Linked DNA regions of Mus musculus: region 2 is linked to region 1. The links are chromatin loops, found by intact Hi-C in ENCODE. Cell type or tissue: heart. All regions are shown on one strand.

Region 1 (2,500 bases):
GGGTAGCCGGGTACGCGGGAATTTCCGAGCTAGCATGGCCATGGCCCCTCTGGACGTATGTAGGGCCCGCCCGCAGGGGCTCATCGCAGCCTCGATGTCCCAGGGTCAGTGTACCCTCAGCACAACGCTGGACAAAGTGGCAGTGAAGGATGCTCCAGTGGCCGGCCCCCCATGCACACACACCTTTGGCTTTCCAGCTCGCAAACGCACGGCTGGGGAACCCCCACGCCACGGCCCCAGAGGTCAGCTACAAGGATCTTCGCCAATGCAACTTTTACTGGGATGTCTTGCTAAAGGAAGTGGCCTCCGGGCAAATCACAAGCCTTAGTCTCTTTCCCTGCAGGCAGCGGGCGATGAAGGAGTCTAAGAGCAGTGGGGCCGGTGGCTCCCGCCCTTACTGCAGCATCACCGTCGCCCTCGGCTGGGGTCCTGGAAGAGGCGCGGCTGGCTCCCGGACGTCTGATGGGTTGTGTCCCTTCCAGAAAGAGATGCTCCTGCGCCCTGCACCGCCCTTTCCCCGCCTCCTGCGCCGCCGCGGTGCCCGGCACCCCCCAGATGCGCTCTCCGCGCCACACCAAGTCCTTGGAAATTTCCACGATGGCCCGGGACCGCTACCCCACCCCCGGCGCCTCGGCCGCGCCCGCCAGGACCCTCACTCCGCGCCCCTCACGGGCAAACCTAGAACTCTCTCTCATCAGTTCATTCAGCGGTGCGCCGCAGCCTTCTGCTGCGCCCTGGACTCCGCAGACACGCGCCCCGGGATTGGTGGAAATCAAGGTCTCCCCCGCCCTCCCCCACCCGCGAAATTGCCTCCCGTGACCTGCTTGGGGCCGCGACGCTAGCCCAGGGTGCAGGCCCCTCGCCGCTGCCCTTGTTCTCTGCAGAGGGAGGCAGACAATAAGAGCAGCAGCCCCTCTGGTGCGTGCATGCACACGCGCATATGTCTATCCCGGAGTATGCACAGATTGGGGACCCGCACACCTTGTGCCCAGGCTGCTGTCTCCCTCTCCTTTCTGCAATTGATTGGTTATAACTGAGCAGTGAGGAGGCTGGCGAATATTTATTCCTTCCTCGGCTCCCTTAATCAGATCAGCCCGTGCTGAGCTACGATTCCATGCACGCACTTGCGTGCACGCGCGGGCGCGAGCTCACACGCTCAGGCACGCACATACACGTCCGCGCGCGCGAACACACACACACACATACACACACACACACACACACACACACACACACACACACTGCTGCTACTGGGCACAAGGGGAGATGCATGCACACTGGGATCCACCACCTTGCCTCCACCCTTCCGAGAACAGAGGGGCATCCTCATATGCTTGTGGCTGGTGTTCTCCCGCAGACCTTGGAGGAGATAACGCCTCTGTAGACTAAAAAGCTGTTTATTCTTAAAAGGCTGCAAAGGCAAGCTTATCACAACCACGACCTTGGAAACGTGCAACCCGCCTGGACCCGCCTAGAGGAGAGACTCACAGTAAGCCATTTCTGCTCGCCCTAGCAGAAGTCGGAAAAGGCTCGGGTACCTCCTAGCGGCAGTCTCTTCTATTTGCTTAAGCATCCTGTGCAAGGACAAAGAAGAAAGTCTGCAGCCTCCAAAACCAGCTAGCTTAGTCGTCACAGGACTGAAATCTCAGGCCACAGTTCCATTTGTTCAGCCAAGAGCAGCACTCCAGACGGCCCACAGTGACTAGTTTGTGCCCTGCAGTCTTTTTTAGCACCTTCAGTAGGGAGAGGTGAAACTTGAGACTTTGGTGCCAACCAACCTCTACCAGCATTGCAATGCTTTTCTTAGGAAGACTGCTCAATGCTCCCCAGTGGAACCAAATACCGTTAGTTAAAATAAAGACTGCCCTTGCCGCTGATAGAAGCAAATAAAGACTGCTCTTACCGCCGGGCGTGGTGGCGCACGCCTTTAATCCCAGCACTTGGGAGGCAGAGGCAGGCGGATCTCTGAGTTCGAGGCCAGCCTGGTCTACAAAGTGAGTTCCAGGACAGCCAGGGCTACACAGAGAAACCCTGTCTCGAAAAACCAAAAAAAAAAAAAAAAAAAAAAGACTGCTCTTGCCGCTGTTAGAAGCTTGCTGCTCTTTTAGAGGACCTGTATTCAGTTCCTAGCACTCACTGCGGGCAGGCAGCTCACAATTACATATCTGACTGGGGAGGGGGAGGGGAGGTCTTCTGAAGGCACCTGCACATACATATACAAACCTCCACACCATTACAGGCACATAATTTTAAAATATAATAAATGTTAAAATAAAATGAAGATCCCTCTCACCCCAAACTTCCTCTGTTCTAGGAAGGCAAGATGGGGACATTTGCCATCTTTGAGGGCTGTAGACACATCATCAATCACTTTTCCTCCCTATAACTTAAACAAAGCACAAATGATCCCAATTTCTCTTCCTCCAGGTCTCCATATAGCTGAATTTACAGTAAACGAAATAAACCTACAAGCAAAAGATCATACAGGGATCATGAGGAC
Region 2 (2,500 bases), 450 kb before region 1:
GGAGAGGACCAATCTCAGTGACTACTTTGTACAATAGCTGTCTCCTGAGAGGCTCTGCCAGAGCCTTATGGATACAGATGCAGATGCTTGCAAAGCCAGCCTCCTGGACTGAGCACGGGGACCCCAGTGGAGGAATTAGGGGAAGGACTGAAGGAGCTGAAGAGGTTTGCAACCCCATAGAAAAAACAACAATATAACCAGCCAGACCCCTGACCCCCAGAGCTCCCAGGAACTAAACCATCAACCAGAGTACACATGGAGGGACCCATGGATCCGGCTGCATATGTAGCAGAGGGTGGCCTTGTCTGGCATCAATGAGAGGGGAGGCTCTTGGTCCTGTGAGGGCTTGAAAACAGGAAGATTAAATGGGGAGGCCAAGGTTATGGTATGGAGGTGAGAATGGGAGCCATGAACTCAGATGATTTCCTACTGTTCAGCCGAGGTAAGGATATGGTTAAATGGTTTGCATGAGGCCTTATCTTTTAAGAAGTGTGATGGGTACTCATTTGTTGCTAGGTAACAGGTCCACCATGAGCATTGTGGTCACTTGTGTGCATGTCAATAGAAGCTAGTCCTGTGTTTATGCATGCCCAAAACACTGTTGATCTAGCTAACACTAGGCAAACAGTGCTCTGAAACTTACCATGTACAAATATCGGGAAAGAAACAGTATTTGAGGCGTGGAGTGCATCATAGCTCAGTTGGTAGAGTGTCCACCTCTAATGTACCAAATCTTGGGTTCTTGTCCTAGCACCGCATTAAACCAAGAATGGTGGATACACCTTCAACTCCAGCCTTGGAGAAGTGGAGGCAGGAGGATCAGAAGTTGAAGCTCCATGCCATCCTTGGCTACGTAGTGAGTCTGAGACCAGCCTGGGCTACAGGGAACCCTGTATGGGAGAAGGGAGGCAGACCAGAACTTAAAACATAGTTCAAAGATCTTACATAAAATTTCTCAAATAAGGTTAATCAAACTCATTGTCACTTACTAAAGCCAGTATTCTTGATCTGTGATTTGTAGGGCAGCCCCACAGGAAAAAATTATCTGCAAATGGTGACACAGCACATTCCAAAGACAATGGTACAGTAGCCGGAAAGGCAGCTTTAGCCAAAGCTTAAAGGCTCTTGTTTGGTGGCAGTGAAGGGCGCATCTGAGGGATGGCTCTGGGCTCAACCGAGAACCAAATCCCCTTCTTGGACACCTCTATTTGGAAATTAGCTGTGGTGACTTTGTGGCATCATAATATTTGTAAACACTGCCACCTGCTGGAAGTTCTGTAGACCTGCACACAATTTAAACTAGCGCTCCCTACACAACTCTTTTTCTTTCCCCCTTTCTTCCTGCTCTTATTGTGCAGTACAGGAAATCTAACCAAGGGCATGCTGGGTATTCGCTCTACCCCCGGGACTACAACCCTGCTCTTCACCAACCTTCTATCATGGTTTGAAACCAACCACGTGGGGGGTGCATAATCATGGGTTCGTATTATTATTATTATTATTATTATTATTATTATTATTATATTATTTAGTTACATTCCAAAAGTTGCCCCCCTTCCTGGTCCCCCTCTCTGAGTTCTTCACCCATCTCCCTCCCCGTCCCGCCTCTGAGAAGGTGCTCTCCGACCTGTCTACCCACCCCACCTCATCCCCACCAGCATCCCTCTTCCCTGGGGCATCAAATTTCCACTTAAGCACATCTTCTCCCACAGAGGCCAGAAAAGGCAGTCCTCTGCTACACATGTGCCAGGGGCTGGCCATGAACTAAACCATGTATGCTCCTTGGTTTTTGGCTTAGCCTCTGGGAGCTCTGAGGGGTCCAGTTAGTTGACACTGTTGTTTTTCATAAGGGGTTTTGATCCCCTTCAGCTCCTTCAGTCCTTCCTCCAAGTCTTCCACATTGCCCCTGACCTCAATGGTTAGCAATAAGTATTTGCATTTGTCTCAGTCAGTTGCTGATAGAGCCTCTTCAAGGACAGCGATGCCAGGCTCCTGTCTGCACGCACAATATGGCCTCAGGAATAGTGTCAGGATTTGGTCTGCATGCATGGAATGGATCCCAAATTAGGCCAGTCGCTGAGCGGCCTTTCTTTCAGTCTCTGTTCCATTTTTGACCCTGCATTTCCTTTAGACAGGAACAATTCTGAGTTAAAAATTTTGAAAATGGGTTGGTAAGCCCCCCTGCCTCAACTGGGGGCTCTGCCCTGTCTATCTACTGGAGGTGGTCTCTTCAGGTTCCATCTTCCCACTGTTGGGCATTTCGGGTAAGGTCATCCCCATTGAGTCCTGGTAGCCTCTCATATCCCAGGTCTCTGGGACTTTCTAGAGGTTTTCCCTGCCCCCTCGCCCCCACTGCTGCATAATTCCATCCATTCTCCTGGCCCTCTGGACATCCCTCCTGTCTCTCCCCATACCTGACCCTGCCCCCACCTTTTCCCTTCCCCTCTCCCACCCAGTTTCCTCCTTCACTCTGCCTCCCATGATTATTTTGCTCCCGTTC

What was found. Hi-C counts contacts between places; a loop is a spot of excess contacts. Peaks named below come from ENCODE experiments on the same cell type or tissue, not always from the same donor. Only the 100,000 strongest peaks of a DNase experiment are listed, where the experiment ranks them.
Region 2: it touches region 1 in a loop (2.7-fold over the local background); 4 of 42 quality-filtered maps call a loop at or near these places.

What each region holds. Positions count from the first base shown.
Region 1 is chr6:142,963,685-142,966,184 of GRCm38, forward strand. It overlaps St8sia1 (ST8 alpha-N-acetyl-neuraminide alpha-2,8-sialyltransferase 1), which reads right to left and starts at 768. Exons shown (of 5, transcript NM_011374.2): 1 at 1-768. The coding sequence starts at 84. In heart, a CTCF peak has its summit at 1,536; no DNase peak of the experiment used is centred here; H3K4me3 peaks cover 1,814 bases; H3K27ac peaks cover 1,845 bases; H3K27me3 peaks cover 752 bases.
Region 2 is chr6:142,518,053-142,520,552 of GRCm38, forward strand. It overlaps Gm38919 (a long non-coding RNA gene), which reads left to right and starts at 135. Exons shown (of 3, transcript XR_869567.1): 1 at 135-164; 2 at 752-856; 3 at 1,359-1,479. In heart, a CTCF peak has its summit at 1,269 (motif pointing left); no DNase peak of the experiment used is centred here.